Regions from separate parts of the Homo sapiens genome. Here region 1 is linked to region 2. The links are chromatin loops, found by intact Hi-C in ENCODE. Cell type or tissue: HepG2. All regions are shown on one strand. Links, peaks and the distances in the headings refer to the core of each region. The heading gives the core; the rest is flanking DNA.

What was found. A loop is a pair of places that touch in the nucleus more often than their neighbours do. Peaks named below come from ENCODE experiments on the same cell type or tissue, not always from the same donor. Only the 100,000 strongest peaks of a DNase experiment are listed, where the experiment ranks them.
Region 1: it touches region 2 in a loop (11-fold over the local background); 5 of 110 quality-filtered maps call a loop at or near these places.

What each region holds. Positions count from the first base shown.
Region 1 is chr12:11,950,510-11,966,031 of GRCh38, reverse strand. No RefSeq gene overlaps it. Among named protein-coding and RNA genes, the nearest start is that of BCL2L14, 110 kb to the left of the region's middle. RefSeq lists enhancers at 6,258-7,457, 11,405-11,614, 15,424-15,522 and a silencer at 7,423-7,717. In HepG2, for the core only: no CTCF peak of the experiment used is centred there; a DNase peak (open chromatin) is centred at 6,661; H3K27me3 peaks cover 71 bases.
Region 2 is chr12:12,015,947-12,031,468 of GRCh38, reverse strand. No RefSeq gene overlaps it. Among named protein-coding and RNA genes, the nearest start is that of BCL2L14, 47 kb to the left of the region's middle. RefSeq lists a silencer at 2,634-2,703 and an enhancer at 7,357-7,406. In HepG2, for the core only: no CTCF peak of the experiment used is centred there; no DNase peak of the experiment used is centred there; H3K27me3 peaks cover 1,902 bases.

The DNA of each region.
Region 1 (15,522 bases), core at 4,544-9,543, 65 kb after region 2:
GCGGGCGGATCACTTGAGGTGAGGAGTTCAAGACCAGCCTGGCCAACATGGTGAAACCCCGTCTCTCCTAAAAATACAAAAATTAGCCAGGCGTGGTGGTGCGTGCCTGTAATCCCAGCTACTTGGGAGGCTCAGGCATGAGAATCACTTGAACCCGGGAGGTAGAAGTTGCAGTGAGTTGAGATCACACCACTGTACTCCAGCCTGGGTGACGGAGTGAGGCTCTGTCTCAAAAACACAAAACAAAAGAGCACAGAGAGGCCAGGCAGAGAAGCCAAGCTGCTGCTTCCCATTCTGCTCCCCTCTGCCCACATCATCAGTCACCAAGGTGGGCGGTGCTGGGAGTTTGTGTGGGGCAGAGGCACCCAAGGCAGCTTCCGAGAACCTGGCATAAGGGAGGACTGGGCTATTTTGAGCAAAATAGGTATTTCTGGCTTGTTTTTTCAGCTTAGTAACTCAAGGCAAAAAATCACATCCCAGAACTATTTTAAAGGCAGAGGAAACCTCCACTGAGCCGTAGCCCCCTCCTACACAGGGCTCTCAGGGCTGGATTTGGACTCCCAGAAGAACACAGTGTATCTGGGCCTCTGTGCTGGGCTCAGAATATTCTCCTGCGGCCCCATCTGTGGAAATGGAATCATGCTTCGAGGTTCTTTGCCTCAGTGAAGCTAGTGGCCCCTCACCGGCTGGTTTAATTTTTAACTCATCATCCGTTTTTTTTTTCCCCCTAAGGTTGTAAGCACTGCAAAATCATGATCTAGAACATATCTTTATATGCATTCTGTGATCTTTGGCAAAGGGCTGACCGGCTCAATAAATGGTAAACAATAGAGGGAGAAAGTGAGGAAGGAAGGAATAAAAGATGGAAGAAAGGAAAAAAGAAAGGGAGGAAAGGAGGAAGGGTGGGAGAGAAGGAAAGATAGAAGAAGAATGGAAGGAAGAAAAGATAAAGAAAGAAGGGACGGAGGCTGGGTGTGGTGGCTCATGCCTGTAATCCCAGCACTTTGGGAGGCCGAGGCAGGAGGATCACTTGGGGCCAGGAATGCAAGACCAGCCTGGGCAACATGGCAAAACCCCATCTCTACTAAAAATACAAAGATTAGTCAGGCATGGTGGCGCACACTTGTAATCCCAGCTACTTGGGAGGCTAAGGTGGGAGGATCCCTTGCGCTCAGAAGTTCAAGACCAGCCTGGGTAACAAAGTGAGACCTTGTGTCTGTACAATATTTTATTTTAAAATTAGCTAGGTGTGGTGGCACATGCCTATAGTCCTAGCTACTTGCGAGGCTGAGGTTGGAGGATTCTTTGAGCCTGGGAGGTCAAGGCTGCAGTTAGCCATGATGGTGCCACTGTTTTCCAGCCCTGGTGACAGAGCAAGACCCTGTCTCAAAAAAAAAAAAAAAAAAAAAAAAAAAAAAGATGGAGGGAAGGAAGAGAGGGAGGAAGGATGGGAGGAAGGAAGGAAGAACACGTTTCCTCAGCTTTCCTTTGGTAAGGCTTTCATTTCTCACATTCGGAAGAGCTGACTAGAGGGCATTTCCTGCTTCTGCAGAGGTTACTCCCGGGGAACAAGCTCAAGGCCTGTGAGATTGCACAGGACACAGAGGAGCATCCTAGTCACCAAGCTCTGGAACAGGAGGATGAAGGAGAATCAGAGGGAGTTTGACAGAGGTGGTTTGAGCTTTCTTGTTGCGTAACCTGAGACCTGCCTGATCCCTTTCTCTACCCGACGCCTGCTCCCAGAAGGAAGTGATATCTTTCTCCTCTGAACCCAAAAACCACTCCCTTTCTATGGACATGGTGTAAGGGCGGGTTGTGGGTGCTCTTGGGTGGCCCATGTGGGCAGAGCAGCTGACCACCACTCTGAGCATCTTCTCCTTTTTCCCATCAGTAAAATCCACAGGTCAAATGAGATTCCCAAGTGCTTCCACCCAGTCTCCAAGCCTCAGCTCATTTTGGTTTATGTGGCGTCAAAGGCCTCAGCAGGTCCACAAGCGGCAGGAGGCCCGACTGAATACATTCACCCGTTACCCGTGTTCCGGGCCCTTCGGCTCTGTGGGTTTGGGCCCAGATGATCTCTCTGAAATTTCATCCCCCCTGTCAACACAGTGCTGATGGGTGCCCCTCTTTGTTTCTGGCCCCCAACCCCTGCTCAGGAGCACCCACCTGTTTTCCATTTTCAGCTGTGTGCTTAGAAACACCTTGACTCTTCTCACACCTGCCAGGTAAATGGGTTCTCTCCTGCTCCATCTTGCTGTTAGCCCCTTTGGTCTTCTGTTGAGCTCCCTAACCTTTGCAGGGCGGCTAGTGCCTCTGGAGATAAGGGATAGTCTCTAAATTCTCAGCGGGTATTATTAGTATTTGCATTCTAAAATAGAAGTTTCTAAAGGCACGATCAATATTACCTTTTATTTTATTAATAGCTTCCACACTTAGTTCAGCCCCCTGAATACGTCCAGTAAAGGACTTTACAAATGGCGTCCAGTAAATACTTTACAAATGTTCCTGCCTTCAATGAGGATTTACACATCTGAATTCATGTAAATAATTTAAAGAATACTGGTACTTAACAACTTCCAACTTCATTTACTTTTTCCATTTTCTTCCATGCAGATTTATTTCTTTACTGTTTCCTCTGTTCAAGGCTTTATTTCATTTCTTTCTTTTCCAAGAATAAGATAATATATTGAACTCATAGCTAGAGGTAAATAAGTAACTTCCTGTTTAAATTTAGTTTTAGCCTACATTCTTATCTGTTATAATTACAGCATTGAATTATTTTAAGAATCTACCTACAATGGGGAACTCTTCTCTCCCCATGTTCTGCTTCAACCCATAAAGGAAGAAACTTCCACTAACATTGCCACTTTTTTGAGGAACTGCTATGCTATGTGTTTGAGTTGGTTTGGGCTGTTGTAACAAAATAGCACACTGGGTGGCTTAAACAACAGAAATGCATTTTCTCACAGTTCTGGAGGCTGGAAGTCCAGGGTCACGGTGTGGGCAGGGCTGGTTTCTCCTGTGGCTTGCAGATGATCACCTTCTGACGGTTTCCTCGCTTGGTCCTTTCTTCTGCGGCAGGTGGGAAGCGAGCTCTGGTGTCTTTTCCTCTTCTTACAAGGGCTCAAGTGATCTGCCCTGGTTCTATCACATTAGGGTCCCATCATCATGGCTTCATTTAACCTTAAGTCCCTCCATAAAGTCCCTATCTTCGAACACAGTCACACTGGAATTTAGGACTTCAACATACTAACTTTTTTTTTTTGAGATGGAGTTTGGCTCCTGTTGCCCAGGCTGGAGTCAATGGCGTGATCTCGGCTCACTGCAACCTCTGCGTCCTGGGTTCAAGCGATTCTCCTACCTCAGCCTCCCGAGTAGCTGGGATTACAGACATGCGCCACCACGACCAGCTAATTTTGTATTTTTGGTAGAGATGGGGTTTCTCCATGTTGGTCAGGATGGTCTCGAACTCCCGACCTCAGGTGATCCACCCACCTTGGCCTCCCAAAGTGCTGGGATTACAGGCATGAGCCACAGTGCCTGGCCCAACATATGAACTTCTGAGGGACACAGTTCAGTTCCTAACACTTGGTTGCTGCTTTTTTTTTTTTTTTTTTTTTTTGAGACAAGGTCTCCCTCTGTCGCCCAGGCTGGAGTGCAGTGGCATGATCTTGGCTCACTGCAACCTCCGCCTCCTGGGTTCAAGTGATTCTCCTGCCTCAGCCTCCCAAGTACCTGGGGTTACAGATATGTGTCACCACGCCTGGCTAATTTTTGTATTTTTAGTAGAGACAGGGTTTCGCTATGTAGGTCAGGCTGATCTCAAACTCCTGGGCTCAAGTGATCTTCCTGCCTTAGCCTCCCAAAATGCTGGGATTACAGGCATGAGCCATCATGCCGGGCCTTGGTTGCTCTTCTCTATAAGAGAAGGAGGAATTAATTGGATGGATGAGAGCTTGATACATGCATTGGGCCATATTTTTAGGGGTTGGAGCATGATGTAAAGACAGGGTCTCCTGGTGCCCCACCTCCTGCTTCCTGGCCCTCTCTGTGGAGGCCACAGGATGATGCTGTGCTTCTGGCCACCCAGTGAGCAGACTTGGGCTGCCCTCGCCAAGCCCCTCCTCGGGTCTTCCTGCTTTTCAGCCTGGGTGGCCAGTGCTGCACGGCAGATCTGTCTGCCTGCAACTCTGAGAAGGAGTGGAGTGCCCCATTTTGGTCCAGGCCAGGGTCTCCAATCAAACTTCATAAGAAAGCCCAGTTCTTTGAATGTGAGCTACTCGACTCCTGTATTTTAAACTGCACCCGCCCCCTGCATTCTAGCCTTTTCCATCCCTTTCCTCTGCTCCCTTTGTTTTCTCCGTGGCACTTTTTGTCTTCTGACATTTCTCCAGTTCATTCCTAAGAATTTTTAACATGCTTTCAAACAGCTTTCTGAAAAACATACACTGAAAGGTTTCGAGGTTAATTCTATCAAGGAAGGTGGGGGCATATTTAACTTAGGAACAAAAGCTTTTTAGGTGCAGCCAGGGGAGAGTATATTAACTGTTTTCAAATATGTAAAGCATGGTGTTGCAGAAGCATTACAAACAGGCTCTAGAATTTTAGCTTATGGAAGCTGTGGAAGGGAATGGTGATGATAGGGAACATTTATTGAATCCTTCAACATGCCAGGCAGAATGCTAAGGGCTTTTTGTCCATTTTTTGTTCCTCGTGATATAGCTAACACCATTCACCCCATTTTACAGCATTTTCCTGCCTCAGCCTCCCGAGTAGCTGGGATTACAGGTGCCTGCCTCCAAGCCCGGTTAATTTTTGTATTTTTAGTAGAGACGGCGTTTCGCCATGTTGGCCAGGCTGGTCTCGAACTACCGACCTCAGATGATCCGCCTGCCTTGGCCTCCCAAAGTGCTGGGATTACAGGAAACTGAGCCCCGGTGAGGTGAAGCGGCTGGTTCAAGAGTCCACCTCAGGTCTGCCACATTCCAGGGCCCCTGTGCATGGCGCTAGGCTTAAGAAAAGAACATTCTAACAATCAGAGCTGGCCAGCGATGCAATGGCAATGATTACCATGTGGTCTCTTCTCCGCTCTGAGCCTGATCCAGCGGAGGCTGGGTGACCATCTGTTAGGATTGCTGCAGAAGGGAGATCGATTTAGACAACTTCTAAGTCTCTTTCCAACTGTAAGATCTTAGGAAAACTTGATGGGCAGCCCCATGGGAAAGGAATTACATTTGTTCTTTGTAGCTCTGTTCAACAGAGTAGCATTTCTCAGCCTTCTCCATCTAGAAATCCTCAGTGTCAGAGGCAAGTGAATAGATACTCACTCCTTGGAGGTCTGGATAGAGCTGGCAATGGTTGCCCGAAGCAAACTTTTTTGTGCCAAATCTGAAAAAGAAATGATTTGAATTTTATATTATATACTAAAATATGCTTGTTTGTTTTAATAAAAAATATCTTAAATTGAAATGTAATTTTTTTTTTTTTTGAGACAGAGTCTCGCTCTGTTGCCTGGGCTGGAGTGCAGTGGCGTGATCTTGGCTCACTGCAACCTCCACCTCCTGGGTTCAAGCGATTCACCTGCCTCAGCCTCCCCAGTAGCTGGGATTACTGGCGCCCACCACCAAGCCCGGCTCATTTTTGTATTTTTTAGTAGAGACGGGGTTTCGCCATGTTGGCCAGACTGGCCTCGAACTCCTGACCTCAGGTGATCTGCCCGCCTCGGCCTCCCAGTGCTGGGATTACAGGCGTGAGCCACCATGCCCAGCCTGAAACATATTTTAAAAAGCATAACCATTCAATGCAAAGCTTAAATTCTGTTTCCCTAAGAAATCTTCATTTTAATTTGATTCATAAGGAAAACATGCCTTATTTATTTTATGGGTTTACTGATCCCCAATACATCACCTAGAGTCTCTGGGGGAGCATTTCTCCAAGTATGGGAAGCAAAGCAGTAGTGTTAAGACCAGTGGGGAGAAATTATAGAGAGGGAGATCAGATTTTATCCCAATTCAAGAGGGATCTTTCTAAGAGCTGCCATTGTGCAACAGTGGAATGAGTTCTCCTTAAAAGTAGCCAGTACTACTACTAAAAAATTTCCAAGCAGAGATGGGTCATGGGTGGGGGGAAGCTGCCAGTAAATTCTACTTTGGGAACAATGGTGCCGGAGCAAATTCACAGCCATGATTAAAGGAACAGGCAAAACCCGTGCTAACCACCACTTGAAGAAGACTCTGCACTTATAGGGAAGCCATCATTGGAGTATTAAGAGCTGACGTGGTCCTCACGATGTGCCAACCCCTTTAACCAAAGCTTTGATGTGCCATTTAGTTGTTGGAGGGACGCATATTGTCATCAATCCCATTTTCCAGGTGAAGAAATAGAGGCTCAAGGACATTAAATGCACCAAAGTCTCACAGCTGCCAGGAGTGGAGCTGGGCTTTGACCCTAGGCTGTTGGAGTTGGGTTGGGATTGCCTCTCCCTCCCAGTGCCTTCCCTGACCCTTCTGTCCTCACCCCCTCCCCATGATGCCGCTGCCTTTATTCTCAGCGCTGGCCTAGAAGGGATCTTGTATGAGGGAGGAGGACAGGCGGTGGTGGGTGGTCAGGACACCTGGACTCTGGTTCACACCCTGCCACTACCCAGGTGACCTTGGGAGGGCCGCTTACCTTCCTGTTTGTTTAGGTGCTGATTCATTGTTTCTGAATCTGCCACATGGGCCGTTTCTTCCTAAAACTCAAGGAAACTGTGCCACATCATGAAGGAGTCCCACTCCGCCACCAGTAGGACAGAACTGTAGTAAAAACAAAGTAGAACAAAGTAAACAACCAAGAAAAGAAAACAACCAAAAAGCAAAGCACCTACTGGGAAATGCCTCTCTCTCCTGGGGATTTACTTTCCTGGAAGGTCTCCCAGGCGCGGGACTCAGTACAAAGTATGTCTTTCACTGGACCAGGGAATGTCTATTAAGGGGTGCTCTCTTTGTGGTGCCCACCACCAACATTATAATAGGTTTTATTGGACTCTTCCTACTCACTGTGTATTTACACCTTCACAAAAATACAGATAATCATGCCCAGATGGCTGTTTGGTTTCCAGTTGAAACAACCATGTGATGTGATGTGTCGATGTGGGCCAGAGGTTTCAGCTGTGAATCATTTCTGGGTTTCCTGCTGTTATGGTGAGGTGGTGAGGCATCCTCGGGTTTCCCAGGGAGTCTCTGTGCTAACACTTCCCCCTCCAGAAACAATGAGGATAAAAGAAGTCTCCCTACCAGGGAGCCACGTTTACCACCGAGAGCTTTACCTTATAGCTCAGGGTGGGCGAGGCGAGTGTCAAGGATTTCTTTCCAAGATGCTTCTAAATCACAAGAGGATCTTAGGGGAGTTGAACCACTGTAAGAGTCTCACCCTTCATCTCTGTTTCATTTTTAGAAGAGACTCCTCCACGTGAGAGGCAAATGCACTAAGGCTTGGTATTGTCACATATGCTGGAAAACTTGCCTGAGTGTCCTGAGGGTCTCACAGGCTTTTCAATTTGTAGATTGCAAGAGAAGGCATTCTTTCAATTGGCTTAGCCAGACTGCAAACAGCTCAGAAGAAATGATCTGTTCCCTTATTCATTCCACAAGCATGCCTTGAGCATCTGCTAGGTGGGGCTATACAGATAAAGACACAGTTCCTTCAAGGAGCTCACAAGATGGCTAGGAAGTGTCTTCCATAAACCTGTCAATATGCAGACACAAGTGCAATATCAGAGGCGAATTCAAGGAGCGATAGAGGGAGAAACTGATTGTCTTGGGTAGGATGACAAGAGAAGGACATTCCAGGAAAAGAGCACAAAGAAAGGAAGGATAGAGAGATCCAAAGAGCTGCCACCTGGGAGGAGTTCATTGTGGCCAATGCAGAAAGCGAATTTATAGGTCAGGAGAGTATTGGGGGCTGGAAAACTAGATTGGGCGGATTATGAAGGGGTTTGCCAACCTGACTCAAAGAAGTGCGAATGAAGGCAGTAAAGAGGCAGGAGGCTGAAGGCAGGTCCAGTGGATTGAGGGGCCCAGAAGGGTTAAGATGGGAGAAAATGAATATTAATAAATTTATGAAGGAAATATTAATATTAATAGCAGTAAACATTATTGAATACTTTCTATGTGCATAGTAATGTGGCTAGGTGCTGCATTCACATTTAATACAGTTACTCAAAGAGATGGGTCCTGTAATTTTTTTTTTTTTTTTTTTTTTTGAGACGGAGTCTCACTCTATCTCTAGGCTGGTGTGCAGTGGTGCGATCTTGGCTCACTGCAGTCTCCGCCTCCCAGGTTCAAGCAATCAAGCAATTCTCTGCCTCAGCCTGCTGAGTAGCTGGGATTATAGGCACACACCACCATGCCCAGCTAATTTTTGTATTTTTAGTAGAGACGGGGTTTCACCATGTTGGCCAGGATGGTCTCGATCTCTTGATCTTGTGAACCGCCTGCCTCAGCCTCCCAAAGTGCTGGGATTACAGGCATGAGCCACCATGCCCAGCCAATTATGTGTGTTTTTTTTTTTTTGTTTTTTTGTTTTTTTTTTTTTTTTTTGAGATGGAGTCTCACTGTCACCCAGGCTGGAGTGCAGTGGCGCAGTCTCGGCTCACTGCAAGCTCCGCCTTCCGGGTTCACGCCATTCTCCTGCCTCAGCCTCCAATTATCTTTTATTTAACAGATGAAGAGACTGAGGCTTATGGAGGTAACAGAAATAAACTTCTCAAAGTCCCATAGATAGGAAGAAGACAGCAGCTGGCTCAAACCTTGGTTGTCTTATGCAAGGGAGAAATAAGAAATGTAAAAAAAGGAAAAGAAAGTCAATTTACTTGCCTTCAGTTATTTCTCTGACCATTTAATTATACACCACTCATTTAAAAATATTTTATTTATCCTGGCCAACGCTTTTTCCTCCAAAATCTTTGGTAGAAAGTTTAGTCTTTGCTTTTATCCTTTATTATTTCCCTCTTTTTGCAATCTTTACTACATGTACACAGTTCATTGTGAAAATCTTTTTAGGATGCACTCGTATGAAAAGCATAATGCAAAATGAAAATTCATCTATAAACAAACAGGGCAAACAGCATCTATTTGCGGTTTTCTTTGCACAGGTAGTTTGTTTCTCAGTGCTGAGCTTTGGAGAGGATATTCAGAGTGTCTGTTTTTCCATATTTTCTGAGCAGTACACTGAAGTTTTTAGAATGTGTGCATATCCACTGATATTTTGGCATCAACTGAGATGCAAAGTAATTGAATAGGACAAAAAAATAAAAATAAAAGGAGAGAAATGGTTTACAAAACCACCGTAAGCCTGACTTGTGTATTCATGGGATTTATAAATAGAGTTAGCTATAGTTAGGCTTTTCGTATGAGTGGGGCAGGGAGCAAGGCTGGGATCAGCATATGGATGAACAATAAAGGTATCCTCTCGCAGGTGATGAGCTCTGAGAACCACGTATCCTTGATCCCTGAGCCCTGATCTCTTTCCCTAATGGGGATCTAAACATTCATTCACAGACCCTTACAGTAACTCCAACAGAGGTGTGTTTTTAGGGGCGGAGCGGATGGAGTGAAAAGCTCTTCTTGGCCACACTGTGGATCTCTGTCAGCCTAGCAGCTGGTGAGATGAGTGGATGCTGAGAGTGATCCACAGGTGGGGAGACCTGGATAGTGGCTCTTCCCCTTCTCCCACATGATGGTGTTCGCAAGGGAAGGAAAGGCTCAATGTGATGTTCATGCATGTCCTTAGGACTTGTCAGAAAGGACTTCTAGACGGGGCATCTGTGTATGTACAGTATTCTTCAGAGTCTCGTGGTGGCAGAGGCAGCAGAATTGCCAGCAGCTTCCAAGGTGGGCCAGTTCACCAGGTGCTTGGTCCCATGTGCTAACGTGGAGGACAGACAAACTGAGGAAGGTGCTGTCAAGCTACCAGGGCACACAGAAACCACCACCGGGAACTGAGACATGACGCTTCTCTTGGCCACTCATGAAGCAAAGTCCTAATTCTAGGCTGGAAGGATTTTTAGCTACGATACCCAAGTTTCTTGCTAGTGAAGTCTAACTGGAGTGAGTTGAGAGAGTTTGGGAGAAAACTAGGAGATCGGGAGTGTGGACAACACTTGCAGGGAGTTGTATTGCAAGAAAGGTGAAGAGTACAACAGAGAGGGGGGCAGTACATGGTTGGCAAAGTTCATGGAAGGTTTTTGTTTTTAAGATGGGAGAAATACTAGCCATTGGGATGTATGAGTTAGGCAGCATGGGTCATTATGGCTCTATCGAAAAGGAGGATGTCAAGTGAAAAGAGCAAGTGCAGATTAGAACATACAATATGATAGAATTTATGTAGAAAGAAAAATTCCATTTCTTTATGCGTACATATGTAGTGAGTATCTTTTAAAGATCTTCATGGCATGGTTACCATTAGCCTCAGGCCAGTGGCTGCCTGCTGGAGTGGAGGGAAGTGACTGGGATCAGGGAGGGATGCTCCAACAGAAGTACATGCATCTCAATGCTTTTTGTTTTTTGTTTGTTTGTTTGTTTTTTTACAAAAAAATTGGAACAAAATATGGTAAATTATTGTGTTAGCTAGATTGTGGCTACATAGATATTTATTATTGCCTACGCTTCTCTCTTTACGTTGAAATACTTATAATGTAAAACAAACAACACACAAAAATGTCACCATCATCATCATCAACATCAACCATAAAAAAATTCTCTACTGCTTTGGAGATTTCAAATATAGATCTACCAGAACGTATGAGGCATTGGCTATGATTTTTCAAGGTCTTTTTTTTCCAGCCCGATGCTGTGAAAACAAAATTGCTTCAAGGCAAGCGTGTTGAGTGAAAGGACGTGTTAATTAGTTAATGCCCTGCTTTTTGCCACCTCTCTTCCCACCACCAGGGAGTGTTCTGGCAGGTGGGGGTGACTGTGAGAGGAAGATAGGTAAGTTTTGGATGATGGTTCATGTCAGTAGTGTATACTTGCACCTTGTATTTGGAGCAATGTTGACACATTGGCTCAGATACTTTTGGAGAGAAGTTAAGGTTGTGGGCAATGCCTGGATGGAGACACATGACTGGAAATTAGCAAAATGTGAAGTTTATCATTGTAGGTTTTATTTTCCCTTAATAATCACTGAGAAGCAGGCATAACTGTCTTTTTCTTGATGTGCACAGCCACTTATGTTGGTCTTTGCCGGGTGTTCTCTGCTATCTGTTTATGTTGAAAACTGCAATGACTAGAAGGTCTTATGCTGTAAGGAAGGACAGAGGAGTGGGGCAGGAAAAGGGGCAACTGGAGAAAGCCATTTATAATTTGTCAAGATATGAGTCTAAATGTCTTACTTTAAAAAGTGTCACAAAACAAGCTAAAGGACCTCTCAGAGAGGAAGGTCTAGAAGAGATAGAGCAGACACCCGTTCCTTTTATTTTGGCTGCCCATATTTTTTGAAGATAGAATGCAAGTGCATTATAGCTGATGGATCAATGGAAGGAAGTGCTAAAGAAGCTGGTTTCATTTCAGTATAAGGCAGTTTTTTTTTTTTCCCAAATAATTGAGTGTGTGTCAGAGCCAGGGGCAGCCTCATGCAGCCAACTCTAAGGACGTTTGTACAGATCAAGCTGGGTGGCTTCCTGTCCATGAGGCCATGGGTGGTTTCAGGTTTGCATCAGGAAGGGAGGTTGCATGAGGTCTAATTTCAAGGGTAGACTGATTCTTTGAATGGCAGGGGCTCTTCCTACTGTTTTCATAGCATTATCTCCTCTCCCTGCCATTCTATAGGCACCAAGATAGGAGAGCCTTCTCCCTGAGGGTACAGACTACGAATATCCCAGTCTCCCCACCATGATACTTAGGGATATTGTGCAGATGCAGACGGATCGGCTACAAATGTACTTGAATTTTAGGATAACACTGCAGATTCAGGGAGATGTTACTGGGTGTTCGTTCCTGGATATTGTGGGAAAATTCCCTGCAGTTCTCCTCTAAACAACTTGAGAAAACTGAGAAAGAAGGAAAAAGTCTCGGTGAGGATAATGACACAGCATCTGAAATTGACCTTTCAGGGTTTGGCTTGATTCTTTCTGATAGGCACAAGAGTTTAGAGCTGGGCAAATAAATCCGATTGCTTACCTGTTACGTCTGATCTGGTTGTTTGAAGAACTGAGATAAAAGCCCAACTCTTCATGACCCGTGTCATCTGGAGCTCAGCAGCTGCCACCGACAGTCAAGCACATAGTCTTGGCCTGAGTTCACCACAGGAGGTTCGAGTGTTTGCTTGAGGACTGCTCAGGATGGAGACCTTTGGAAAGACACCAGCCAGATGTCCAGGCGTGCTCAGAGGGGTGGACAGCTGCTGCCTTGTTATCCTGTGATGTGAAGTGGCATTCCAGACCCTTGGAGCTCAGTAGTCAGGGCACAGTCATTCAGATATGGTGTTCAGCCAGCAGAGACGGGGCAGGGTCACAGAGAGGACCTGGGGTAGCAGCACCTGGGGTAGCTCCAGTGTAGCTAAACACTTGAGGATTTCTAGCAAAGGGTTTAGAAATTCTTCCTTTCCTCCCTGGCTCTTTGTTAATGTGCTATATAAATCCATGCCCAAGAAGGAATGGAAAGAAGGAGCTGGTATGGAAAGATGCCTGGCAGCCATTCTCCTCTGTGGCCCTTCACCTTCTGTAACTCCACTCAGCACTCAAGGCAGGAGCATGTGAGAGAATTACTCCTTCCTGCAAAGGAGTAGTTTGGAATATTCAAATACAGTATATAATGGAGCCTCTCACAGATTGCTGTAGAAAACTATCCTGGGTTTGATTAGCAGAAACATAGGGATAATAAAAGCTAACTGTTACTTAGCATCCTTTTCAAAGCATTTTTGGACAATCTCTCACCTGCACCTCTCTGCTCAACAGTATTCTTATTTACAAACGATGAAACTGACTGAGCAGGCGAGGGTCTTACAGAGGTCGTGGGCCTAGTGATGGTGAGACCAGGACTGGACCCAGGTTCCTGCCTTCAAGTCCCATCTGTCCATTTCCATGCCAGCCTGCCTGCTGTTCACTTGTTTTTGGACACTCCAGTCTGGGAGGGGCTGCTTGGGTGGTAGCAGCATCTCTGGACATCCCGAGAGGTCGTGATTGGCCCTGCAAGGCCTCCAGCGCTGGGCACCACACACGTGATGCTCACCTCATAGTCACTCCCAGGAACGCGGCTTCATCTCTCATTTACACCTGGTTTCTCCATACCTTGAACAAATGCACTCAACAAATACTTGCTGAATTAATTTGTTGTGCTATTATTTCTCCTAGTAGATTGTAAGGCAAATGGACTGCACTGTGGTCAATGCTGCACCTGCCATATGAACTATGGAGGGATTTTTGTTTTGTTTCGTTTTTTGAGACAGAGTCTCACTCTGTTGTTTAGGCTGGAGTGCAGTGGCATGATCTCGGCTCACTGCAACCTCTGCCTCCCAGGTTCAAGTGATTCTCCTGCCTCAGCCTCCCAAGTAGCTGGGATTACAGGTGCCCACCACCACACCCAGTTAATTTTGTATTTTTAGTAGAGGCAGGTTTTCACCATGTTAGCCAGGCTGGTCTCAAACTCCTGACCCCAGGTGATCCGTCCACCTTGGCCTCCCAAAGTGCTGGGATTACAGGCATGAGCCACCGCGTCTGGCCTGGAAGGAATTATTATAGTGAATTTGATTGTTCTTAAGAGATAAATAAGCTTCAGATCCTGGCTCTATGCATTAGAAGTCTTGGGACCTTGAGCTAGTTACTTAAATCCCTCTGAACCTCAGTTTCTCTTTTCTTTCTTTTTTTTTTTTTTTTTGAGACGGGGTTTTGCTCTGTCACTGAGGCTGGATTGCAGTGGCCTTGACCTCCTGGGCTCAATGATCCTCCTGCCTCAGTCTCCCGAGTAGCAGGGACTACAGGTGCACAACACCACGCCTGGCTAATTTTGAAATATTTTTAGAGATGGATTCATGCTATGTTACCCAGGCTAGCCTTGAACTCCTGGCCTTAAGTGATCCTCCCACCTAGGTCTTCCAAAAACACTGAGATTATAAATATGAGCCACCGTGCCTGGCCTGAACCTTATTTTTATTCTGTGTAAAATGAGGAACACAGGAGTGTTGTATGGATTAAAAAAGATTATGTACCTTGAGTGCTTAGCTCAAGGTACTTTAATATTATTAACTTTTAATAATAATATTAAAGGTTAAATTTAAATAACAACAATTTAAAGTGAATCACTATGAAATAGAAATATGGTATCAGTTGTTCAAAATAAAGGCAGTAAAAAGGAGGATGCTAACCCCAATCAATTACAAGGAAGGTAAGATGGAAAAAAGAGAAAAAGCAGGGTTAAGGACAGCAGGAAAAATGGATGGAAGTAACAAATAAAAAATGTTTTACATTGAAGATTTTTGGTTCCCATCATAAACTCGAATCACATGGACTGCATGGCCGATCACTACAGAGGAAGAGCAGGGGAAGAGCAAGCCACAGCCTCCTCCTTATATGTTTGGGGAGCCAGGGCATTCTTGCCATTTATCTCTCGGGTGTGTCCAGGTTCTCTTGCACATGACATGCTCTCAAAAGGTTGGGCATAATAGTCTTTCCTGTGCATGGTCACACCTCACAGTATAATTTCGTGGGTGTATGAATTCCATAGACACTCTCCCATCAAAATAATTATCATTTAGTGGTCCATTTTTTGAGTGGACTGTCTTATTAACACACCCGGGAAGTATCAAATGGTATTTGATAACTAAAGGAATTTGTTTACCTTGCACAATGTATTTAAGTTAGTGAAATTCCACTGTTGATTTCATTTGGTCCAACCCCAACACCACTGATTTTCTTCTCCACTGTTTCTGTATCCTCATTCACTCAACCCGTCCCAACTCTTAAGCTGTTTGAACCCAGTTACCTTTAATTCTGACTTCTGAGTTATAATTACTTGCATTTGCTGTCTGCCTTCATAATTATTAAATATTCTCAACATTATCTTGTTTAATCCTCAGAAGATGAGCCAATGATTAAACAGTATCATCCCCATTTTATAGAGGCAGAAAGGGAAGCTTGTGCAGGTTAAGTGAGTTTGCACAAGATTACAGCCAAAAAGGAGCCAAGCCATTTGACAAGGGTGTTCTCATTTCTGACTTTTTCCATTATGCTCCAGCTGTCCCCTCTTATCTCATCAAAGTCATCCTCATCAGCTACTATATAAGGGCATTTGCCTAGTAAGTCTTCATCTATTTCTCTTTATTTCTGTTCCTCCTGGTTTTCACTCCTAGCTTTCCCTGACTGTTCCAGCCATTTGCACTCCCAAGACCAGCTTTAGCCGATTTACCTTATTACATCCCAAAAAGGAAGAAGCCTTGGTGATTGGGTCTGGTTGTCCACCTATTTTCCCAGCTTTTAACCCAGACATCTTTGCCATGATCATGACTATTATTTCAGAACTTGGAGGACACTCTTCAATTACCTGCATT
Region 2 (15,522 bases), core at 5,468-10,467:
TGGTAAGTGCCCTATACAGGTGTACCATTTTTAATCTTTTTTTTTTTTTTTTTTTTGAGATGGAGTCTCGCTCTGTCGCCCAGGCTGGAGTACAGTGGCCCAGTCTTGGCTCACTGCAAGCTCCGCCTCCCGGGTTCATGCCATTCTCCTGCCTTAGCCTCTTGAGTAGCTGGGACTACAGGCGCCTGCCACCATGCCCGGCTAATTTTTTGTATTTTCAGTAGAGACGGGGTTTCACTGTGTTAGCCAGGATGGTCTCGATCTCCTGACCTCGTGATCCGCCCACCTTGGCCTCCCAAAGTGCTGGGATTACAGGCATGAGCCACCACGCCCAGCCCATTTTTAATCTTTTATACTGTACCTTTTTCACGTGAGGTTTGTTTAGATACCCAAATACCATTGTGTTACAAGTGGCTATGATATTCAGTACAGTTACTTGCTGTACAGGTTTGTAGCCAAGGAGCAATGGGCTATACACCGTAGCCTGTTTGTGTTGTAGGCTGTAGGCTGTACCATCTAGGATTCTGTGAGTGCACTCTATCATGTTCACACAACAAAACTGCCTAATGATGCATTTCCCAGATGTATCCCTGTCGTAAAGCCCTGACTGTATTTCTGTTCATATCTTCCCTCCCTGCTTGATGGTTAATAAAAGTTGGTGATTGAATGAATTCCATAGTTGGAGATAATGTTAAAATGCACAGGTTCTCTTTTTTGTTTTGTTTTTTTTTTTATTGGAGACAGGGTCTCACTCTTTTGCCCAGGCTGGAGTGCAGTGTTGCAATCATGGCTCACTGCAGCCTCGACTTCCTAGACTGAAGAGATCCTCCCACCTCAGCCTCCTTAGTAGCTGGGACCACAGGCGTGCACCACCACTCCTGGCTAATTTTTGTAGTTCTGTAGAGATGGGCCTTCACCATGTTGCCCAGGCTGGTCTCGAACTCCTGGGCTCAAGCAATCTGCCTGCCGTGGCCTCCCAAAGTGTTGGAATTACAGGCCTGAGCCACTATGCTCGGCTATTGCACAAGTTCTGGATAAGGAAGTTTATTAATATCAGTTCTGTACAATGAACCTAGTGCCTCCAGTGGGGTCAGACTTGGGTGGGTGCTGGAGAAGCAAAGTTGAGTGAGCAGTGCACACTGCCCCTGAGGAATGAATTCCTCTGCAGGCTGAGCTCTCTGAGGCTCCTTGTGCTTTCATCATGACATTTAGCTTGGGAACTGCTTTCAGAGATACTGACCTGGAGCACAGAGGAGCCTGGGTCTCCTTTTCATCATGCTCTTCTGTGGCTCTCACCACCCACAGGATTAAGTAGGTTTCTTTGCATGTCTTTCATAAACTTGCGCTTGTCTGCCTCTCCCAAATATTTAATTCCTTGACCCTGTTTGATGCTTGGATCCTAGTTCCTTGCACACACCATGCTATTGCCAACTTATACCTTTCTATTCCCCTGAGATGATCTTCTCACCTTTGCTAGTCCGGGTAACTGCCAAGGCTTGTGGGCCTTCCTGACCCCCCAGGCTGAGTGCCTTCTCCTGTATTATATTCTCTTAGGATTTTATACATACCTCTATCATTATGTGGAAATAATCCAAACTAGTTTTTTTATGAGCCTGGCACACAGTAGGTGCTTTATAAGTGTTGAACTGAGATGAATGCTTACAGAGTGATTCTCAAACTTTATTCTACCTATGCATCATTCACATGCAAAACACACTCCCACACTTTATATCGTGCATGAGACATAGTGTTTCTTCATCCAGGGTAATGGGTTTAGAATAGGTAGGCACATCCTTCCAGGGGAATCAGGATATGAGTGGGAGGTAGGCTGGGACTAGTTAGAAATACCCTCCTTTTGCCACCTAGATTCTAATGTGTGTCTTGTTCTCAAGTTGAGAGCTGCTGAATTACTATAGGCCAGGTGGTGAGCTAGGCACTTTTAAAATTATTTCTAGAATGTTCACATTAGTCTTGCTAGGTGGTTATTATTATCCTCATTTTATGGATGATGAAACTGAGGTTAAAGGATTTGTGCAAAGCCACATAGCTGGTGTGCTAGGCCATTCTTGCACTGCTACAAAGAAATACCGGAGACTGAGTAATTTATAAGAAAAGAGGTATTATTGGTTCATGGTTCTGCAGGCTATACAGGAAGCATAGCAGCATCTGCTTCTGGGGAGGCCTAAGGAAGCTTCCAATCGTGGTGGAGTGCAAAGTCGAAGCAGGCATATCACGTGGCAAAACAGGAGCAAGGGAGGGGGAGGTGCCAGACACTTTGAAACGACCAGATCTCATGAGAATGAACTCACTTTCGTAAGGACAGCATCCTGGGGTTGGGGCTAAACCATTAATGAGAAATCCACTCCCGTGGGTCAGTCACCTCCCACCAGGCCCCACCTTCAACACGGGGGATTACAATCCAACATGAGATTTGGGCAGGGCACATATCCAGACTCTCTCAGCTGGTAAGTGACAGGTGGATGCTTGGACACACTACTTTCTGATGTGTTGCCATGCCTGTTTCCCCCAGTAGAACTGGGTTTCCCCTTAAAGGCATGGACTTGGTCTTAGTAATTTTTATATCCTCTGTACCTGACACAGAGCCTGGTGTCAGAAGGTCCCCAGTAAACGAGTGCCGAACTGAACTGAATCATTCTTGGTCATTTCTCTCTGCCACTTAGCTACAAATGTTTGGGATGACACATTTAGACCTGGTGTTGCAGTGCCTTCATCTCCAGAACCTTCATGGGTCAAATAACTGAGTCTGTCCAGACGTATCATGACAGCCCTGTTTTAATTGATCGTTGCCTATTGCCTATTAAAACCTTGTCAGATTCTAATTTTACAGTTCCCTCCTCCCTATGTCAGCGTTGGATTATACTTCTTCTTTCTAGATCCTCTGTTTCTGCTCTCTTCTGCCATTCTGTTTACACTGTCCCTTCTGTAGACAGAGCCTTTTTCTAGTTTTCCTGGTGGAATTCCATCTGTATCGCCTCTGGAACTCTTTCTGTTGACTGCTTTTGTTTCCTCCTTGTTACATATTGAGTAATTTTTTTTTTTTTTTTTGAGTTGGAGTCTTGCTCTTGTTGCCCAGGCTGGAGCGCAGTGGCGCGATCTCAGCTCACTGCCACCTTCGCCTCCCGGTTTCAAGCGATTCTCCTGCCTCAGCCTCCTGAGTAGCTGGGATTACAGGCACATGCCACCACACCCAAGTAATTTTTTGTATTTTTAGTAGAGACGGGGTTTTTCCATGTTGGCCAGGCTGGTCTCGAACTCCTGACCTCAGGTGATCCACCTGCTTCAGCCTCCCAAAGTGCTGGGATTACAGGTGTGAGCCACTGCGCCAGGCCGAGTAATTTTTTATTACATGCTAAACATTATGGGCTTTATTGTCTTCCTTTAAAGAGCATTGCATTTGTTTTGGCAGGTGGTTAGTTTATTGGTGGGTCTGCTTGACGTCATCCACCCTGGTGGAAAGGGTGTCATCTTTCCACCAGGTATTCACAGTGAGTAGTTGGACTTAGAAGCATGTCTCTAGGCTTGAGCACCTAGAACCTATTTTATTAGAATTTCTATGTCCCATAAGTTTGCTTTTCTACTTCCTTCCTCGTCACCTTCCTCCCCTTCACCCAGAAACGCACAGCCAGAGCCTCACGTGTGATGAGGGCAGCTATACCAGAGTTCCATTGCCATGGTTTCATTTCATTCACCATAGCATTGAGTTAGGTTGCATCTAATTCTACCATCTTGCTATTTGTTCTAGATTTTCCCATCTATTCTTTGTTCCTTCTCCCCGACTCTCCTGCCTCTTTTTGGGTTAATGAAGTGCTTGTGAGTATTCTCTTTCCTCTATTGACTTCTGACCTACAACTCTTTTATTTCAGTTCCTTAGCTGAGCACAGTCTGACTTGAATTAGTGAGACTTCATTTTTGCTTTAAGCAGACAATGTAGTTTAAAGAAATTAAAAAATAAAAGTGTTCTATAGTGACCCCATAGATTTACCATTTCTGGCACATTCCTGTGTGTATTATAGTTCTGTTTCTATCTGGTATCATTTCCCTTTGGCTTGAGGAACTTTCTTTAATATTTTTCATTGTGCAGTTGTGCTGGTGATAAGTTATCTCAGCTTTTATTTATTCATTTTGCCTTCATTTTTGAAGGATATTTCCACTGGATGTAGAATTCTAAGTTAGCAGTTTTTTTTCTTTTAGAACTTCAAAGATGGGATTCTGTTATCTTCAGGATTGCAACATTTCTGGTGAGATGTCAGTGATAATTCTCATTATTGCACCACTGTAGTCAGGTGGGATTTTTTTTTTTGTCCCCTGAATTCTTTTGAGATCTTTTCTTCATCATTGTTTTACAACGTTTGGCTATGATGTGCTTAAATGTGGTTTTCTTTGTGTTTATCTTGTTTAAGATACATTGAGATTCTTGGATCAGTGGATTGGTACTTTTTTGTCACATTAGGAGGTCATTATTTTTTGAAATATTTCTTCTGCCCCAATTCCTCTTTGCTTTCCTACTGAGACTACAGTTATGTATCTGTTAGACTGGTTAATAATATCCCATATGTGTAACTCAAGCTCTATTCTTTTATTCTAGTCCTTTTTTGCTCTGTGTGCATCAGCTTGGATAATTTTTATTATTCTGTCTTCATGTCTACTAATCTTTTCTTTTGCAGTGTCTAATCTTCTGTTAAGCCCATCTTGTGACTTATTTCAGTTATTTTAGATACATATATAAACATATTTTTTAGACAGAATCTTGCTCTGCTGCCCAGGCTGGAGTGCAGTGGTGCAATCTCGGCTCACTGCAACCTCTGCCTCCCGGATTCAAACGATTCTCCTGCCTCAGCCTCCCTAGTAGCTGGGATTACGGGCTTCCACCACCACGCCCAGTTCTTTTTTTTTTTTCTTGATTTTCAGTAGAGACACAGTTTCACCATGTTGGCCAGGCTGGTCTTGAACTCCTGGCCTCAATGATCTGCCCGGCTGGGCCTCCCAAAGTGTTGGGATTACAGGTGTGAGCCACCGTGCCCAGGCAGTTATTGTAGATTTTTGAGTCCCATGATTTTCATCTTGTTTCTTTTCATAATGTCTATTTTCCAATGAGTAACTGTTTTTCATTCCTTATGTCCACTTTTTCCCTTTAAATTCTTCAATATATTTAGTCATTTTAAAGTTTTTCTTTGCTAATTCCATCTGTATCACCTCTGGGATTCTTTCTATTGGCTGCTTTCTATACTACTTGTTTCCTCCTTGTTACACATTGAGTAATTTTTTATTACATGTCAAACATTATGGTTTTATTATCTTCCTGTAAGGATCATTGCATTTGTTTTGGCAGGTGGTTAATTTATTGGTGGATCCGCTTGGATCCATTATTGAGTGTTGTAATTTGGCTTTGTTTTGATGGGTCCAGTGCAGCCTCTCTCTAGTGCTGGGGTGGCCCAGCTCCACAGGTGTGGCCTTTCCCGGGCCTCTGTTGAAAGCCCAGGCTGTTCATCAAGCTCTTTCCACCATGGACACTGAGAACACAGTGTCTCTTCCCACCATGTGACCTCTGGAATCTCTGTTCAGTGCACAGCTCCTACTACCTATTCTCTCTCTCTCTCTCTTTTTTTTCTTTTTTTAAGAAACAGGGTCTCACTCTGTCACCCAGGCTGGAGTGCAGCAGCACAATCTTAGCTCACTGTAGCCTGAAGCTCCTGGGCTCAAGGGATCCTCCTGCCACAGCCTCCCAAGTAGCTGGAACTATAGGTGCATGCCACCACACCTAGCTAATTTTTAAAATTTTTTGTAGAGATGAGGTCTTGCTATATTGCCCAGGCTGGTTTTGAACTCCTGGGCTCAAGCGATCCTCTTGCCTCAGCCTCTCCTAAGATGCTGGGATTACAGGCATGAGCTACTGCACCTTGCCCCTGCTACCTATTCTCTACTAGGCTTTGTGAAAACATTACCCTGTACATGTGCAGTTTTGTTTTCAACTAGATTCAGGTGGTCTCCTCTGCAGATTTTTGGATTTCTGCTCTGTGCAGCTCCTGCCTCTCTCGTACCCTGTCCCACACACTCAATCCCTGCAGCAGCCCTAACCTTCGGTCTCTTTCCTCCATCCTCAGTTTGGGCTCCACTTCCGCGTGCTGTGGTTGGAAAGCCCCAGGCAGGAGGCCAGAGTAAATGTGGGTTTCACCTCTTGTGTTTCTTCTCTCAAGCATCACATCCCTGCACCATCTGTAGCGTTGCACCTGAAAACAGTTTCATATAATTCGTCCAGTTTTATTGTTGTTTATGGCAGGAGGGCACAACCAATACCCCTTACTGTGTCGTGGTGACAACCACAAGTTAGACCAGACATCATTAGTTTATTTTATAGTTAAGGGAACTGAGGCTCAGAGCACAGAAGCACTTTGCTCAAGATCATCTGGGAACCAGCTGAGTAAGGGCTAGGACTCAGGTTAGAGCCTATTAGAGCCCCATTAGGGGCTCTTGACGTTACTTCCACTTTTTGTTTCCCACTTTCCTTTCCTATCTTGTTCCCCTTCGAGGAGAATATACGGTCATCTTGTGTCCACCTTGGTGTCCCCATTTCTGTCATATTTCACATTGACTCTCATTTTCACGGCTTTGAACTTTGCTCTGTCTTATCTGGAAAATTCTATATTTTAGACCTCCTCCCCTTTTTGCTTCCATTTTTGTCAGAATATCTATGTTGCTTATCAATTATTGTATTTTCTCAGTATCAAGCACCGTGCTTGGCACGTAGACATCTCTTGATAAATGTTTGTCGATGGGACCAAGGAAGAAATGAGTATCATTTTATCCTTTTTTTTTTTTTTTTTGAGACAGAGTCTCACTTCTTTCACCCAGGCTGGAGTGCAGTGGTGCGATCTCAGCTCACTGCAACCTCTGCCTCCCAGGTTCAAGTGATTCTCGTGCCTCAGCCTCAGTAGCTGGTATTATACAGGTGTGTGCCACGATACCTGGCTAATTTTGTGTATCTTTAGCAGAGACAGGGTTTTGCTATTTTGGCCAGGCTGGTCTCAAACTTCTGGCCACAAGTGATTCACTCGCCTTGGCCTCCCAAAGTGTTGGGATTACAGGCGTGAGCCACTGCGCCTGGCCTTATTCATCTTTTGACCCTTTTCCGCCATGTGTCATTGAAAACAGGTGCGCTGTGAGGTCCAGGTGAGGAGCAAAAGTCTGCAGGCGTTGGCAGGGAGAGCCCCTGGCATGGTGTGCCCTTCACACACAGCCAGAACATGCTTGTCTCTTGATACGGGCTGTTGGCTGAGAATTCATGCATTTCTTTGTTATTCTTGTCATACTGGAATTAACCTACAGCCTTTTTTTCGCTTTCTATATCTTTCCTTCTCCTGGCAACAGTTTCATAAAGATCCCTTTCATTATCCATTTCAATCATGCCACTAAGATCTATCCACTTCTTTCTTTTAATTTTATCATCACTCTTTCCTCCCTACATTTCTAGCACACACTAGAATCTCGTATGCAATTTATTTCTGCTGTATCTTTCTCTTTTCCCCATTTCCATCTCTGGATGCTTTTCTAGAAACCTCTCTGTGGTACTTTACATTTCATCATTTCGATTCCAATGTATTCATCCTGGTTTCTCTGTTTATTGCTTTGCTTGAGGGACTCTGCTTATCTCTTCAAAGCCTTTGATTTCAGGGCCACTTTCCTTGAGCATCTGCTCACATCATTTTCCTACTTGTCCACCACTGCCAGCCAGGGAAGATCAGAGGCCTGCCCTCCCGCTGATCTCCCCTCTTTTGTTTTTAATCCCTTCTTGTTCCATCAGGAATTTCCTCCCTTCTTTATACCACTGCCAAACTTAGGTTTTCAGAGGTGAATTTTGGCTGTTAACTTCATAAAATACAAATGGAAACATCATTCCTGTTGCGTCACAACCTCTGTTCTTTCTTGTACCTAGAAACTGGGCCACCCTCCTGGCTCAGTTTCCATTTGGTAGCCATGTGGCAGCAGCTGGTATGTGTGTTTAAATAAACCCCATTCAGTTCTGTGCTCTTGAAACCTGCATTATTTGGTTTGTTGGGCACTCGTCTTAGATTTCCCATTTCATTTTTTTCTCAAGAATCCGTGGAAATCTTCCTCTACTCCTTCCACCTGTACCTTTCTTGTGGCGTTTAGGAAGCGGATCATATGTTTGTACATAGCTTTTCTCTTGAAAATTTCATTAGGGGGCTCTATGGATTTCTTTCGGGGAACATGCATTTCCATGAAGTGAATCGTTTTGCTTTTTTAGGTCATAAGCATTGTTATGTATCATCAGATCCAGATCCCATAAGTCTTTGGAAGGTTCTTATAATAAACTGTAAACAAAAATCTCACTCTGAAAATTGTCTGGTAAGGAAATCCACAGAGCCAGTTCCTTTCCTAGTTCCTGGTGAATAAACTGCTTCAAACAGGTAATACCTAGATTTCTTACACAAATGTACACCCAGTTTTTCCTTCCCTAGGGTCCTCTTGTCTTCTTTTTAGTGTTTCTTTTCTCACATTGCTTCTTTGAATTACTCTTTATCCTCTTTATATGACTTTAATTAGGCTTTGAAGCCTTCTTTTACATTTCTTTTTCTTTGCTTTCTGTTTTCTGCCCATTCCTCCAGGACTTGGGATCCATCCATTCACAATGAGAATTTCAACAGCGATTCCTCCCTACTTCCTCTTTCATGGACCTCACAGAACTTTCCTCCTGGAGCCAGTCTTGCTGGCCCCGGTTCCTCTTCTCATTAGAAGCTATCTCTCCTAGAGTCCTTCTTGCAGCACTGACCACCACAACGTGGCTTCTGTTTTCCCTTTTCCTTTGTTTCTATCACCGGGTGAAATCAGTCTTCTCCTCTGCGTTTCCCTGAAGCTCTACTAACCCCCTTTTCCTTCCCTCCCCATCTCAGGTGGCTTCCTTGAGTTCACCAGAGCAGCTGTCCCCAGTTTCCCTTTGTTGTTTCTCCTCTCACTCCGCACCCTTGAACCCTTGAGTCCAGCCCCGCTGGTTCAGCTCATGGCATTAAGGCCTGCTCTTGGGCAGTGTGCAGAGCCTTTCTCCAGGAAAGGCCACACACTAGGTAATTACGGTTTTATTTTATTATTAATTTTATTTTATTAGTATTATTTTTCTCTCTGTCTCGCTCTGTCGCCCAGGCTGGAGTGCAGTGGTGTAATCTTGGCTCACTGCAACATCCACCTCCCAGGTTCAAGCGATTCTCCTGCCTCAGCCTCCCAAGTAGCTGGGACTACAGGCACATGCCACCACGCCCGGCTAATTTTTGTATTTTTAGTAGAGACAGGGTTTCACCATGTTGCCCAGGATGGTCTCAAACTCCTAACCTCAGGTGATCTACCTGCCTCGGCCTCCCAAAGTGCTAGGATTCAAGACGTGAGCCACCTCGCCCAGCAGATAATTATGTTTTTATTCTCAACACCTGCATGTTTCACTTCCTGATATGCTCAGATGATTTATGGAAGCTCATCTTTTTCCATTTCCCCCAACTCTTATTGGAGTATAATTGACAAATAGAAATTGTATGTAGTTAAGGTGTACAACCGATGTTTTGAGATATGTATACATGATTAAATGATCACACAGTCAAGCTATTAACATCTCTATCACCTCACATAGTAGTCATTTTCTCTTATTTTGTGATGGGAGTACTTAAGATCTTACCTCTTAGCAAGTTTCAAGTGTACAATACAGTATTATTAACTATAGTCACCGTGCTGTACGATAGACCTCCAGAAATTATTCATCTTGCATAACTAAAACTTTTTACCTTTTGACCAACATCTCCCCATTTTCCCTCCCTATTACCCCCTGGCAACCACTGTTCTGCTCTCTGCTTCTGTGAGTTTGATTATTTTAGATTTTTTGCATAAGTCAGATCATGCAGTATTTGTCTTTCTGAATCAGGCTTATTTCACTTAGCATAATGTCCTCCAGGTTCATCCATGTTGCAAATGACAGGATCCTGCCCCCGGCCCTTTAACGCTGAATAATACTCCATTGTATATATGTGTGTGTGTGTGTGTATATATATATATATATATATATATATTTTACATTTTCTTTATCCATTCATCCATTGATGGACATTTAGGTTGTCTCCATATCTTTTGAGCCTCATCTTTTGCAGGCTTTCATCTTATACAAAAAGTATAGGAAAGTATCTCAAACTTTTCTGATAACAGTTCAGTTTTCTATTTCCCAGTCTAAACTCCATAGCAGCCAACCATTATTGGTCTACCAAGATGGTTAATACCTTGCCAAATCTCATTAACTGAATCATAATGTCTTTATGAACAAAGCTCCTAGATTTCACCAGACAGCTATTCTAGTGTTCTGACCCCTTTTTACTGCTAAAGTCTCTGAAATACATCAGGTTTCTGAATATTCTGATGGTCTGAACTTACTACTCATTTCTAGGAAGGTCTGCAAGTCTGTACTTTGGGTTCATGCATAATGAATGAAAACCAGGGTCTCCACCACACGTCTCAGACTGCAAGGGATTTTAGAAGGTGCTGCGTGGTTGCTATTTCCATTGTCTGGGCAATAATGGAGAACTCTTGTGACGTACAGTTTCCTATAGCATCTGGAGCAAAGCCAAAATTTTGATATGTTCTTTTCCAGAACTTCTCTAAGTTTGGGGACACTTTTAGTGTCCAGACCCGTGGGATCAGGAATTCTTTGTTTACATTTATGGTTGGTTTTATGGTTGGTAGAACTGATGACTATTTAATTGGTGCAGTAAGAGATCACCCCGCTTCAAACCCATTGGGTCCATATGATTGCATCAGCAGGTATTGGGTATGACCGCTTCGAGCTCTGTTGCCTGGTTTGTGAGACCCTGGCTTCAAGACACTCCTGTTAAAAGGCAAATATCCTTGAAGAGTCCTATTAGATAATTTCCTAGGGAGGGGCCTGGCCATTCCATTGCCTTTGGAGTCAGATGAACATGGATTCCCATTCTGGCTCTTCTACTTACGAGGTGAATGACCTACAAAGTCTTTGAGCCTCAGTGTCCTTTTCTGTAAAAACAGACATAACAAAACCTACTTCATTGGATTGTTCTCACCGTTCAGTGAGGGCTTTGGAAGGGTATTGTTATGACAAAGTGCTATGTAAAGGGCAGTAAATTGTCCCTCTTTTTGTTTCTTCCTCTTGCCTTAACCTTCTTGAGTGTGTGTGTAGAGGGGGGCCTCGCTGGCATCCAGGACATACAATAAATAAAGAGACAGGATGGTTATAAGAATACAGCGCTTGGGGCAGATGGAAAAATTCTGCCCCAAGGTAGACAGGGCAGCATAGGACTAAGGGCGAGAACTATGTGAAATAGGCCAGGCGCGGTGACTCATACCTATAATCCCAGCACTTTGGGAGGCTGAGGCGAGTGGATTGCTTGAATCCAGGAGTTTGAGTTCAGCCTGAGCAACATAATGAGACCATATCTCTATAAAAAATAAAAAAATTAGTCAGGCAGGGCCGCTAATGAATGGTGGTGGTGTGCTCCTGCAGTCCTGGCTACTCAGGAGGCCGAGGCTCAGGGAGGATCGCTTGACCCAGAAGGTTGAGGCTACAGTGAGCTGTGATTTTACCACTGCACTCCAGCCTGGGCGACAGAGTGAGAGCCTGTCACCCCACCAAAAAAAAAAAAAAAGAAAGAAAAAAGTGAAAGAAACCCTCATGTCGGGTGAAAGGGTCCCTTTCTCCTCTTTTGTGGAAGGTGGGTGTCAGCACTTGTTTTATTGCAGGAGGTGGGGAGGCAGTATTGTATGTTTCTTTGATTGAAATGTTGTTGCTGTTGTTGTTGTTGTTTTGGATGGACTAGAACAGTATTAAGACAAGAAAGGTGCCAGATGCAGTGGCTCATGCCTGTAGTCCTCAACTTGGGAGGCTGAGGCAAGAGGATCGCTTGAGCCCAGGAGTATGAGGCTGCAGTAAGCCATGATTGTGCCACTGCACTCCAGCCTTGGTGACGGAACAAGAGACCCTGACTCTAACAGAAAAAAAAAAAAAAAAAAAAAAAAAGACAAGGAAGAATGTTAGATTGCAAAGGCAAAGGTATAGGACATAGAATTGTGCACAGAAGGTTGGGGGGCTCAGGGAAGGTAAATGGCGCTCACTCACCAACTTTGCTCAGGACAGACCCTAGTTTTCTCCTGGACATTGAGCGTATTCACGTTAGTCTCTCAGCCTAGAATGAACGGAATTTATTGTGTTAAACTGGTGAATCAAAGGGACATGAATGCTAACTGAGGAACAGCTGTGGGACTCTGCTGTGGGATCCCAGTTGTAGCAACTTGCTCAGGTGTCTGTGTGCAGTGTTGGCTGTCAGAGGAATGAGATCGAGTTTGGGTGGGCTACCTCTTATCCAGGTAATCTGGAATGCATTTCCCAGGCTCTCTGAGCCTCAGTTCCTAATATTATCTAATATTACTACTTATATCACATACTTTTTGTAATAATTAAGTGAAAATACTTGATCGCTTTAAAGTTCCAAACAAATCTTATTTTTCTATAAAACTTGTATGGAATATTATTGAAGTCCAACCATTTGTGTGTTCCAGATAAGGAAACCATAGTCAGAAGAGATTAAATGAGTGTTCGAGGCAATTAGCGGCAGAGGTAGGAATGGAATCCAGGGCTCTAGGAAAGGGAGTGGAGGCAGGACACTGTGGGCCTCTCGGGCCAGGTGAGTAGGTTCTGACCAGCCAGGGCCACTAAAATGGCAGCGAGGGGGGTCCATGTGTGTCAGCTGTTGGGTGAGGAGAGCAGGCACAGAATGAAGTCTTTCATAAGTGAGTTACTGCTTGGCTGTCTTCCCAGAACGCCTGCTAAGCCGAAACTGCCCAAGGGAAGGGGCCTGTGTCGATCCAAGAATCCTTACTCTTGTAAGTGAGTTTGGATGGACTGTAGGGACATCAGAGGAGTTGGAGGAGGTGCGATTTTCCTCCCTTAGCCAAGCAGGAGTGTGTTAGATGGGACTTAGTAGGGAGAGGACCAGGGAGCAGGGTGAGGGGAGTTCATCCCAGGTGCTACCTGGGCCTGGCTGGCAGAGTGGTCCTATGTGTGTAGGGGACAGATTCCTCCATGTCAGCCACCACCTTGTGTTTAGTACGTTGCAGGGGCAGGGCACCCCTTCTCAGGGATATGGGATGGACAGCTGCTTCCTAACATCCTTTAGGAAGATTTTCTCTGGAAAATGATGGACTGAGACAGGAACACACTCAGGAAATAAGAAGGAGAGGTGGTTAAATACCTCACAGTTTTTGTTTTGTGGACCACACAGAGGTTTGAATGCTTGAGTTCCTAGCATTTACTCCCAATCCCTTTTTCTCTCTTACTTGCATTCTCTGGGGGCTTTTTAGGGTCTCTAATTAGCCAACTTCCGTTCCTTCCTCCTGCCCCCACCAGGGTCCCTCCACTGTGAGGTGCTGCAGACTCATAAAACTTGCGGCTTCACCGGGAGCTCGTGGTTCATTCTGGCACCTGGAAAGCCTGGGACCAAATGATTCCTGATTTCTGAGTTCTCCTTTGGTTCCAGAGGGCTCAGGGCTGTGGTGTAGAAGAGGGGCTCATTCTGGCTTGAGAAAACTCAATGTTAATTTTCAGGATTTTTGTGATCTAGTTAACATAACACTGGCCACTTGAAATTGGCCAAGGTAGGAGAGTATTTACACCATGGGAGTTAGCAAATGCTATGAATCAGGGCATTTTTTCGCCAGATACTTGGTTGTTAACCTTTTACCAGCATACTGCTTGCTAAGGGAGGGGTGCAGGATTCAGAGAAGTTTTTGGAGCAGCTCTTATTCAAGTTCCCAGAGACCCCCTAGAGCTCCCCAAGAAGGTCCAGTGGCCTAATACCCTAATTCCAGGCACCAACCTGTTTGGGTGTCAGATACCCTGGAAGAGACTGGCAGGGGAGCCAACACTGAGCGATACTCTGGGCTGGACAGTGACCAGGCTCCTTCTATCCCATGCTCCTGGCTCCCATCACCTGGTGTGACTAGGGAACCGCTCCAGGGCACAGCAGCCACATTCTTTAATGTGATGGAAAGGCAGGCCCGGGGCTCTGAGCCTGCTTGGAACTCCATGCCAGGACTCTCCTCTTTCCCTTCCTTATCTTTGGATGGCAATCACACAAGACCCAGATGTCAAACTGTCACTAATTTCCTAACCAAGGCATGTGGTGTTTGGCAGGCCCCCAGGCATCTGACTATGACTTTGAACCACCTTGACCTTGTTTGTGTGATCAGCCCCTGTAGACATTGTACATAGGCTCTGCTTCCTCCTACCCCTCCAAAACTTTCTCTCCCAACCGCCATCTCCAACTCCTCATGAACACAAATCACAACACAGCAAAACAAAAAAATTGATAAACCAACAAAGCAACAACAAAAACAAATGTAACTCCCCTCTAAAAGGGAAAACCACAAACAACATCCTCTCCCACCACCTCGGGGGGAAACTAACTTGCTGTCTTCCAGAAATGATAGAAACATGCTATTGAAAAAGCACTCAACACATGAATCATACGTCCTCCCACGACTTCATCTGCATGAAAACAGACAACTCATTTGCTTCCATCCCTAGTTTTCCTGCCCAGAAGTCACTATACTTTGGTGGCCTCAGAACTGGTTGCTCCGAGAGATGGCTGCTGGAGAAGATGCCAGGGGCCTGCTGGTACTGATCCCAGGAGAGGGGAAGGCAGGACAATGACTGAAGACCCACTCTCAGAGATGACCCGTGTGGTTCCCATGTCTGCAGTTTCTGATGGGATCAAGAGAGGGTGATGGACCTGCCCAAGGTCATCCTGGGAGTGAGTGCAGAAATGGGACAGAGTCAGAGTCTGTCAAGTCCTGAAGTTCCATTCCAGATGTTACAGTTGGCAGGGCTTAGACCAGGCTGCTGCCCTCACAGTACAGGCACATCATGCCCAAGGGAAATGAGGGCAGCTGAAATATCACTTTGCATGGGCAAGAGCCCAGCACAAGAATGGAATACTGTGTGTGGATGGGAATCCTACACTGAACCACCAGTCGCTGCCTTTCCTAGGAGTCAGATTTCTCCTCTGTCTCAGGAAGGGCTTGGACTAGATCAGGAATTGACAAACTGTGGCCCACACGCTAAATTGAGCCCACTGCCTGTTTTCGTCCGGCCAGTGGACTGAGAATGCCTTTTACCTTTTTAAATAATTGAGAAGGAGAGTAATGTTTTCATAATGTATGAAAATTATATGAAATTCACATTTTGATAACCATAAGTCAAGTTTGATTAGAACACAGCCATGGCCATTGTATTATGTATTGTCTATGGCTGCTTTTGTTGAGTGGTTGTGACGGAGACCGCATATGGCCCGCAGTTGAATATATTTACAGTCAGACTAGATGACTCTGCAGGCCCTTGCAGCTCTCACATTCTAGACAGGGTACTTTTAGGGGTCTTTCCATGGACCCTGTCAACCTTGACTATCCTTGTGAATTCTCCAGTGG